Linked DNA regions of Mus musculus: region 1 is linked to region 2. Evidence: chromatin contacts called from ENCODE Hi-C or POLR2A ChIA-PET data. All regions are on one chromosome and are shown on one strand. Each heading gives the region's core, a stretch centred on a gene start or an enhancer-like site at or near the end of the contact. The rest is flanking DNA. Distances are from core to core; before and after follow the strand shown.

The links. Hi-C counts contacts between places; a loop is a spot of excess contacts on that map. ChIA-PET counts read pairs that join two places held with the same protein, here RNA polymerase II (POLR2A).
Region 1: a loop to region 2 is called in a map of mature B cell, with 2.4 times the contacts of the local background. The contact joins two enhancer-like sites. A Hi-C loop is called at or near these places in 6 of 37 maps with a recorded cell type or tissue (heart, mature B cell, mouse embryonic stem cell and 1 more). POLR2A ChIA-PET finds 5 or more read pairs at or near these places in 4 of 5 experiments (all embryonic stem cell).

What each region holds. Positions count from the first base shown.
Region 1 is chr17:47,566,008-47,571,415 of GRCm38, forward strand. It overlaps a transcript of Ccnd3 not described here. Among named protein-coding and RNA genes, the nearest start is that of Gm41590, 22 kb to the left of the region's middle. Within about 2 kb of position 1,429, at least 1 of the 3 ENCODE cell types and tissues checked has a DNase peak (open chromatin) inside an H3K27ac peak, as active enhancers do; it is heart, where a contact is called at or near this core.
Region 2 is chr17:47,512,555-47,517,470 of GRCm38, forward strand. It overlaps a transcript of Ccnd3 not described here. Among named protein-coding and RNA genes, the nearest start is that of Taf8, 13 kb to the left of the region's middle. Within about 2 kb of position 2,962, at least 1 of the 3 ENCODE cell types and tissues checked has a DNase peak (open chromatin) inside an H3K27ac peak, as active enhancers do; it is heart, where a contact is called at or near this core.

The DNA.
Region 1 (5,408 bases), core at 179-2,678, 52 kb after region 2:
CAGATGAAGCTACTGAGGCTCCATCTCTTTTCTTAAACTCAAAAGTGGTAGGGCCGCAGGGCGGTGGTGGTGCACCCTTTAATCCCAGCACTTGGGAGGCAGAGGCAGGCGGATTTCTGAGTTCGAGGCTGGCCTGGTCTACAGAGTGAGTTCCAGGACAGCCAGGGGTACACAGAGAAACCCTGTCTGGAGGGGGCGGGGGGAGTGGTAGGGCTAACAATCACCCTTAGGCTGTCCCATTAAAAGCCTTTCATTGGGTTAGGTTTCCAACCCAGGACAAATGGCTGCAGTGCCTGTTTAGCATATCAAAGCAGACTCTGGCCTCCAGCTTCTCCCTGCATCTTTCAGCCCCTGCCTGTCACAGGGCCCTCCTGGCTGGCATACCCTACCCACTACCCTGAACTCCACAGCCTAGGGGGCTGGGCATTTGGTTACCTTGCTCTCTTTGTACCCTGGACCTCTTGGCTGCTCACACGGTTCCCTCTCTACCCTCTCCCTTCCCCCCTCCCCCTCTCATCACAAAGGTCTGGACTCTCCTAGATGGCTTTGCCTCTGGCTGTGCTCTCAACACACCTACAATAAACTTTCTCCTTGGATGTACCTAGGAGGTCATGTCCATTTTGTTGTTGTTGTTTTTAAATCATTCTTATCATTCATCCATTTCCTAAACCTGGGACCAGTCCTTTTTTTTTTTTTCTTTTCATTCATATAGGACATCTGAAAATGCTGACTTGCTTATATACCGAACTTCTGTTTAAGCATTTGTTAATATTTTGTGTGTGTGGGGTGTGTGTGTGTGTGTGTGTGTGTGCCATACATACACGTGTGTTGTTTGTTTGATGCCCTGGGAGGTCAGAAGAGGTCCTAGGGTGCCCTGGAACTGGAGTTACACATGATTGTGAACCACCGCGTGGATGCTGGGAACCAAACCTGGGTCCTCTGCCAGAGCAACGAAAGATCATAATCCCCTAAGCCTTCTCTCCAGCCTGCCCCTAATACCGTCTTTTGTTTTTGATGAGCTGCAGGGGGAATGAGGAGGAATGGTACAAATGAGCTTCATGCTTCTTAGTTAGAAAAAAAGAGGAGCTATTTGGTAATCTGACTTCCAGGGCTCCTGCTTTCCAAGCCTGAGTAGATCTCCCTACCTGGAAGACAGAGAGAGACAGAGAGAGACAAAGACACAGAGACAGACAGAAAGACAGACAGAGAGAGAGAGAGAGAGAGAGAGAGAGAGAGAGAACCACCCAGGCTCTGCCTATTGTCTATTTCACTATGTTCTTCATGAGTCTAGGAAGATACCAAGAGTTTGAAATCAGAGATGACCCAACAAAGACAAAAATTCCTCAAAAATGTGCTCTCTTCCTGGAGGAGTTCCGCTGTCCTTGTCTCTCAGTCCTCAGCCAGGGAGTCCAGGAAGTCTGCAGGCTGTGGTCGGCTGTGGTCGGCTCTGGCCCTCAGCCTGTCTTCCCTGGGACTCAGCTTCCTCTGCCTCCTCACTGGGCCTAGGAACAACAGCAGGCTTCCTTCCTTCCTGTCCCTGATTCTGGCTGCTGCCAGTCTGCACAGCTCTGATCCACTTAGTTTGGTCATTAAATCCTAATCATGGACTCAGATGATCTAGGGTCCCATCCTACCTCTATCTCTCTTTTTGGGTTTCTCTGTGTAGCCCTGGCTGTCCTGGAATTCTCTTTGTAGACCAGGCTGCCCTCGAACTCACAGAGATCTGCCTGCCTCTGCCTCCAGAGCTCTGAGATGAAAGGACTGTGTGTGCCACCACACTGGCTGCTCCCTGCACCTCTTACTGGCTGGGAGCCTTAGGTAGTTTACTTCACCTCCCTATGCTCTGGTTATTCATCTGTAATATGAGGATAGTCTTTAATCCCACCACTCCAGAGACAGAGGCAAGTGGATCTCTGTGAGTTTGAGCCTTGTCTATAGAGTTAATTCCAGAACAGACAGGGCTACACAGAGAAACCCTGTCTCAGAAAACTAAAATTAGTAAAGTGAATATGTGTGTATGTATGTATGTATGTGTGTGTGAAGTATGAAACAATTCTAAAAAAATTCTAAAATTAAATGAATAAAAATTAAACATGAGTAACATAACAATGTATTTGGGCATTAAAAGTTTTTTCTAGCCAGGCGGTGGTGGCGCATGCCTTTAATCCCAGCACATGGGAGGCAGAGGCAGGCAAATTTCTGAGTTCGAGGCCATCCTGGTCTACAAAGTGAGTTCCAGGATAGCCAGGGCTATACAGAGAAACGCTGTCTTGAAAAACCAAAAGAAAAAAAAAGTTTTTTCTAGGGGTTGAGTTTGCTGAGAAGAAGATCTAGTCTGGGCTAAAGTTATTTAAATATAATATTAGTATTCTCTTAGTCAACTTTAAATATGTATTAAAACAAATTTGTGATCTATGAAATGTATGTTAAAATATCGTATTTACATGGGCCTGTCTCCTTGGGTTCTGGGGATCAAATTGGGGTACTTACGTTTACAAGGCAAGCACTCACTATCTCCCTAGCCCAGCAAACATGCTTGATCAGGCACATACACACACATTTTTTTAGATAAGGTCTCTCTATGAAGCCCTGGCTGACCTGAAGTTCACTCTGTAGACCAAGCTGGCCTCAGACTCACAGAGATCAACCCACCTCTGCCTCCTCATTGCTGGGACTAGAGGAATGCACCACCATAGACAACCTAAGATTATTTTAATTTGTGTGTGTCTGTGTGTGTGTGTGTGTATGCGTGCTCACATACATATGCATGTGTACATGCTTACATGCGTGCAGATACCATGTAAAGAGGCCAGAAGAGGGGTGGTGGATCCACCAGAATTAGAGGTATAGAGGGCCGCTAGCCTCCATATGGTGCTGGGAACTGAACTCGGATCCTCTCTGAGAACAGCCAGTGTTCTTAGCCACTGAGTTGTGTCTCTCTCTTCAGCCCCTTCTCTGTCTCTCTCGCCTCCAAGTCTTACTTTGAGGTCCAGGCTGGACTGTGGGATAATCCCAAAGCCTTGTCCCCACGCATGACGTGGTGGACTATAGGTGTGTACCGCCACACCCAGATTCTCTTCTCTTCTCTTTCCTTTTGGAGGCAGGGTCTCCTGTTTCTCAGGCTAGCCTTGAACTCCTACCCAGCCGGAGATGACCTTGAACTGCTGATCCTCCTGACTTCATCTCCCAAAGGCTGGAGCGGTAGTCATGAGTGACTAAGTTTGGCTTGCTTTTCCTTTCATCTGTCCTGGCCCAACCCCGGGATTCTGTAAATTCTCAATTATTCACGCTGTGGAGAGCTAAGGGGGCAACTGCAAATGAGAGAATACATTAATAAATTAGGAAACGCATTTGCCCTCTGATAATAAGGTTATTGTTATGGATGAAGAGGCTTGACCCAGTAGATTTTTGATTTGAGAGGAATTATATCCAGTGTAGGAGGGGGCTGGCCCCTGGGAATTTCCAGTATGAAAAGGCACGAGGAAGCACCCAGAGGCAGTGTGCTGATGCAGGAAGTTGTGGGCTTGTTTTGCTGTTTGTTTTTTGTTTTAGTTTTTTGGGGGGGTGGGAGTGGGGGTTCAAGACAGGGTTTTTCTTCGTAATCTTGGCGGTCCTAGAACTAGCTCTCTCAACCAGGCTGGCTTCGAACTCTCAGAGAGCCGCCTGCCTTCTGCCTCCCAAGTGCACGAGCTGCCACAGCCTGGCAGGTTTGTTTGTTTTTTTGAGACGGGGGTGTGTGTGTGGGGTGTGGTGGTGGTGGTGGAGGGGGTCTTACTACATTTCTCTGGTTGGCCTGGAACTCACTGTGTAGTAGACCCGGCTGGCCTTGAACCCCCAGAGATTCGTAAACGTGACTGGATTTATTTGGTTTTGTTTTTTGACACGGGGTCTCCTGTAGCCCATGTTGGCTCTAAATGCAATGCATAGTTGGGGATGCCCCTGGGTCTCCGGTTCTCCTGCTTCTTTACCGCTTAAATGCTGGGCTCAGAGACATCTACCAGCAGGCTCAGTAGTGTGAAGATAAAACTCTTTATGCAGAGGTACAAGAAAAAAGAATTTGAGTCCTGCCTAGGGAAAGTCCTACAGCTCTCAGCTGTTTCTGAATCGCTTGCAGATGATGTCGAGCCTGGTGGCACTCACCTATGATCCTACCGTTTGGAAGGCTGAGGCGGGAGTTCAAGACCAGCCTGGGATACCCAGTAACACCATCTCACTTACACACATACACACACACACACACACACACACACTCACTCACACAAAGCATGATGTCAGGACTATATAATCCCAGTGTTCAGGTAGAGGTAAAAGGGGTTCAAGGCCATCCTTGACTACATAGTAAATTCAAGGCCAGCCTGAATGACATGAAACCCTGTCTCAAAAAACAAAAAGGGGGCTGGAGAGATGGCTCAGCGGGTAAGAGCACTGACTGCTCTTCTGAAGGTCCTGAGTTCAAATCCCAGCAACCACATGGTGGTTCACAACCATTCGCAATGAGATCTGGTGCCCTCTTCTAATGTGTCTGAAAACAGCTACAGTGTACTTACGTATAATAAATAAATCTTTAAAAAACAAAAAAAGAAAAAAAAAAACAAAAAGGAAAAATAAATCATAATAGGGCCAGAGATGTGGCTTGCTGGTGACAGGTCTTGCTGTGCATGCAGGGGGACCTGAGTTTGAGTGCCCAGTGCTGGAATAGCAGCTAGGCATGACTGTGCAGGCTGATGACCCCAGAATTCAGAGGCAGAGGTAAGATGCTGTGGGGTGCTAGCCAGTCATCCTAGCCAAAGCGGTGAGCTTCAGGTTCAGTGAGAAATCCTGTCACAAGGGAATAAAGCGGGAACAGAGGAAGAAAGACACCTTTTAGCCTTCCCTGGCTTCCACGCTCACGAGCATGGATGCAAATACTGGCACACCCGTACGCACGCACACATGCATACATAAGCATAAACCCCCACATACATACCGCACAGACACATTCCAATTTTAAAAAAATAATATAAGCCAGGCAGTGGTGGCGCATGCCTTTAATTCTAACACTCAGGAGGCAGAGGCAGGCGGATCTCTGTGAGTTCGAGGCTAGCCTGGTCTACAGAGCTAGTTCCAGGACGGGCAGAACTGTTGTACAGAGAAAGCCTGACTCAAAACAAAACAACCCCCTAAAACCAAAAATAAGTAAAAATATATTTATATATTTGTATATGTACATATATACAAATATACACACTATATATATTACATATATACATATGTTCATATATATTTGATTGATTGATTGATTGTTTGATTGGTAAAGATAAAGGGTGGGGGTGCAGTTCAGAGACAGGATCCTTACGTAGCATGTAAGAGGCCCAGCATTGCTAACCAGTCAGGCAGTCAGAGGATCCACATTTCTGGGTGTGGAACAG
Region 2 (4,916 bases), core at 1,712-4,211:
TGTGTGTGTGTGTGTGTGTGTCTGTGTGTGTCTGTGTGTCTGTGTGTCTGTGTGTCTGTGTGTGTCTGTGTGTATGCTGAGGCTCAAACCTAGGCCTTTGTACATATTGGCAAGTACTCTGTCACTCAGCTACATCCCAGGCAAGACAGGCATTATTCTGCCTTTGCAGGTGAGGAAACGAGGCATAGGATATGGCTGGGTAAAGAGTCTAACCTGCATTCGACTTAAGAGATAATACGAAGTCCTGCCCTGGGCCAGGCAGGCCATGGCTTCTGATGAGTGATAGTTACTGTCTTCTTGACAGCAGAAGTCATTTTCCAGCCTCTACTCCTTAGGGTGGGCATGGGGGTTAATCCCAAACCAGTTTTGGTTTCTTTCTTCATCATCTCGCCTATGACTCCATCTCTCTCTCTCTCACACACACACATATAAACACACACACTTTTTATTTTTTGATACAAGACCTTACTATGCAATTCTGACTGACCTGAAACTCCCTTTTTTAGACCAGGCTGGTCTTGAACTCATAGTGCCTGCCTCCGACTCCCTGGTACTAAGATTAGAAGTATGTGTGCTACTTCTCTTCAGCATGGGTTTTGTTTTGTTTAAGACATGGTTTCACGTAGCCCAGGCTAGCCTTACGCTTCTTCCGCAGTCAAGGATGACCTTGAATTTCTGATCCTCCTCCCTCTCCCTCCCAAGGGCTAAGGTTACAAGGCATGCGCTACCAGACCTAGTTTAAATGGTGCTGCAGATGGATCCCAGGGCTTGGTGTGTGCTCAGCAAATGCTCTACCACCCAGCCCGAGCTCTGGCCTCACAGCCCTTTTTCCTCTAGAGTAAAAATAGACCTGAAAGTTTTGGCCTTTGGGGAGAAGGTTGGACAGAGTCCTTGAAGTTGGGGCAATCCCAGAACCTCCCGATTCTGGCCCCAGCATTTTCTGCTCCAGCCCACCCTCCTCCGGATCTCTGCTCCCTTCTCTCCAGGCTGCTCCTCCCTGCCCCTCCCCTGGGCTCTCTTGAGTTCTGGGAAAGGAAGTCAGGGCCGGGGCCTCAAGACACATGCAGGCCTTGAGCATCAACTTAAGCTCCAGCTGGAGGAGGGGGGCCCTGCTAGGGGAGGAGAGGGCACCTGTAGGTCCCATCCGCCTGTCCCTTGAAGATTTCTGTCTGCTGTCACAGAATCTTTCCTGAGCTCATTTTCAGAGCTTGCTGTGATTGGAGCCCAATTTGAATGAGACCCTGGGAGGGGTTGGATCTTTAGCAAGAGAACCACACCAAGATGTCTTGGGGACCTTAGGAAGGGAAGGCTCTTTGCACTCAGTGGCTCAGAAGGCTGCCTCTTATTTCCTCTCTGTTCTCCCCTCCTCCTAAGACATGTCCCGTACAGACCCACGAACCACAGTGGGAAGGGTCTTGGGGGTCACGGGCCTTCAGATATACTAGATGACCAAGCAAGAGCAGACACTTAGTACAGTCCCTAAGTCCTCCCTTCTTCCCAGTCAGCTGGTACCTGCTGGTCCTAGGGCCAGCATCTGTCTTTTCTTTGATTGACTTAGTCCACAAGACCAACCAAATCTGCCTCTCAGATCTCTGGATCTCTGGAGAGATAGTCTTTTTTTGAGTCGGCTCAGACTTAGTATAACCACTGAACTTGACTTTGGTACCTCTGGGTGGTCCTCAGAAAGTTTCCTCAGACAAAACTGCTGGGAGTCCTTTTGGGTGTTCCTCATGAGCATATACTGTATACATTTTCTTTCTTTAAAAAAACATATATGTATGTATGTGTGTGTGTGTATATATTCATATGTGTATATATATGTATATGTATATACATACACATACACAGAGTGTGTGGTGTGTGTGTGGGCAAAGTGTATGAAGTGTATGGGAGCCTGTGCTTGGAGGTCAGAGTTCAGTTTACACAAGGTGTTATTCTCCTTCCATTTGTATGTTTATTAACTCGATTATTACTTATTCTTCACACTCATCCTACAAGGAGCTGGAGGATGTTGTTCAGTTGGACGAGACCTGGCATAAGGTATCTCTGGGTTCAGTCTTCAGGAACACAAAAAACTGGATGTGGCCCATGACTGTAACCAGTGCTCCGGAAGTACAGGCAGGAGAAGTTCAAGGTCACCCTTGGACTTGGGGCCAGTCTGGGATGCATAGAACCCTGTCTCAGAAAAGAAAAACAGTACAAAAGGCTGGAAGATGGCTGGCTCAGTCAGTGCAGTGTTTGGCTCACAAGCATGAAGGTGTGAATTTGAGCCTCACAACACGTATGCAAATTCCTTATGTGCCATCTAGTGCCAAGGAGGCAGAGACAGAATCCTAGGGCTTCCCTGGTCAGCCAGTTAGCCCAGGTGGCGATCGATCTCCAGGCCATTGAGAGATCCTGCCTCAGAAGAGCAGTTGACTGTCCTGAGACTGACACCCAGGATTGTCCAGTGTCCGGCACGTGTGTAATACATACATGCACATGTGTGCACATACATGCACATGTAATAGGCAGGTGCTGGGGTTTCTTACTTCACACATGAAGAATGGAAGTTCACAGGCCAAACAGCTGAACTCATGGTCAGTATTGAGAGCCCAATGCCAAGAGCCCTGGTGGCTCACGCCTTTTATCCCAATACGAGGGGAGGCAGAGCCAGATGGACCTCTATGAGTTTGAGGCCAGCTTGGTTGGCATGTGTATGTCCCATCGGGGGTGTGAGATATGATACTAGGTTCCTATTGAGACAGTGCCTTATACATAGTCTTGGGGGTAGTAACACAGAGGGTGGGGCTTCTGAACTGGTTGTGAGTGACATGCACATGTGTCTTGGAAGTAGTGGTGGTAGGGAGTATGTTTTCCCACCACTCATAGCATACGAGGGCCTCCTGCATCCTGGATCCCTTAGGTCTCTTAGCCAGAGCCCCAGCAACATCAACTAAGCCAAACCAGATGGAATAAGGATGTCTTGGCCTTGCCCCAGCAGGAAGGTCAGGTATCACAGAGGACCCAGGAAGCAGGAGCGTGTGATGGTAGATGTGAGCTTAGCTAGGTGGAGCTGGGGCTCTGACCTATCTGTGGAGCCCTGGATGAATCAGCCAGACCACAGCCACCCAACTGAAACGAAGGTGCAGACATTTTCTTCTGACCCCCTCCCCCTCCAACGTTCATTTCCTTTTTTCCTTGGGCTTTCCCGTGACAGCTTTACTGGGGTGTGGCACTGGGGCAGTGGCTGGGGGTACAACTCAAGTTCATGGTTAAGTTAAGCTGGGTCCTGGTGACTTGGCCTCTGAGGAAGGTTTTGAGGTTTCTCAGAGTTCACCTAGAGATAGGTGGCAGCCCTGCCTAGAGCGAGTGACCCATGCCCCATCCAGAGGACAGGGCTGCATAGGTATAAGGCTCAGGCACCTCATACAGTCATCCAACATCATCTAAAATACACGGAGGCTTTGAAAATATTCATTTGTCTGTTTGAAATGTGTAGTGTATGATGTATTCAGTACTGGGTTCAAAGTCAGGGAAAACACAATCATCAAAGCTTTTATAGGGCTGCAGAGATGACCTGGTGGTTGATTGGGGGTAGTCCCTGTTCTTCTATAAGATTTCTTTCTTTCTTTTTTAAGATTTATTTTTATTTATATGAGCATACCATAGCTGTCTTCAGACACACCAGAAGAGGGCATCAGATCCCATTACAGATGATTGGGAGCCACCGTGTGGTTGCTGGGAATTGAACTCAGGACCTTTGAAAGAGCAGTCAGTGCTCTTCACCGCTGAGCCATCTCTCCAGCTCTCCCTGTTCTTCTGTAGGCCAATAATTTTCAGCACCCAAGTCTGGTGGCTCACAACAGCCTATAAACTCCCAGGAGATCTGATGCCCTCTTCTGGCCTCTGTGGGCACTACACTCACATGCATAAATCCACACAAATCCACACATACACATTAAGTAACAAATCTTAATTCCCCATTGCACACACACCCCCAACATTATTAAAGGTAAGTATGATGGCCTACTCCTGTAAACCTACTCCTTGGGCGTTAGAGACAGGAGGATCATGAGTTCAAAGCCATCCTTGGTTGTGTAATGAATTTGAGACCAGCCTGGGACACTTGAGACTCTCTCTCTCTCTCTCTCTCTCTCTCTCTCTCTCTCTGTGTGTGTGTGTGTGTGTGCACGTGTGTGTGTGTGTGTGCACGTGTGTGTGTGTGTGTGTGTGTATGTATGTATAAAACAGTCATCCTCCAAATACCATTATTAAAATAACCTTAATTTTCTCATACAACCCAGGTTACATCTAAGAATCTGTAACATAGCTGGTTTTCTCTAGGATACCCAACCAAGTCTTCCTTCAAATCTTGGGTTGAACTTGGACCCAGGAACTACAGTATACCAACAATGCGTAGGCACCTTTGACCAACCATTGGCTCCTCCAGTTGCATTTAGTCACTGTTAAGTGTTTGTATTTAGAAGGTCACTAATGCATATTCTTGTGGCTAGCAGGGCCACAAGAAGGGTTCGTGTGGCAGTCCTGTGGCAATTTGGAAGACGGACTGGTTACTTTTGCACAACATTAGGCAGGTTGACCAGAAACTTCCTCTCACTGGAAAGTGAGGAAATCAAATAAGAGAGGTTTTGGTTTTGTGTTTTGTGCTGGTGTGCCCCTGCTTCCATGCTAGGGAATCAAACCCACTATCTACCCTTGCTAGACAAGTACCCAATGGCTGAGCCATAATCCCCAGCCCCAAGAAGAGGTTTTGGTGAGAAATGACTCCATAGCAGCTTTTGGTTTTGATTTTCTGAGACAGTGTCTCTGCAGTTAACCTTCAACTCACTAAACAGCCCAGGACTTGTCTCAAACACATGGCTCCAAATGCTGGGATTTTGGGCATGGACCAGCAAGTCTGAGGTTGTCAAAAA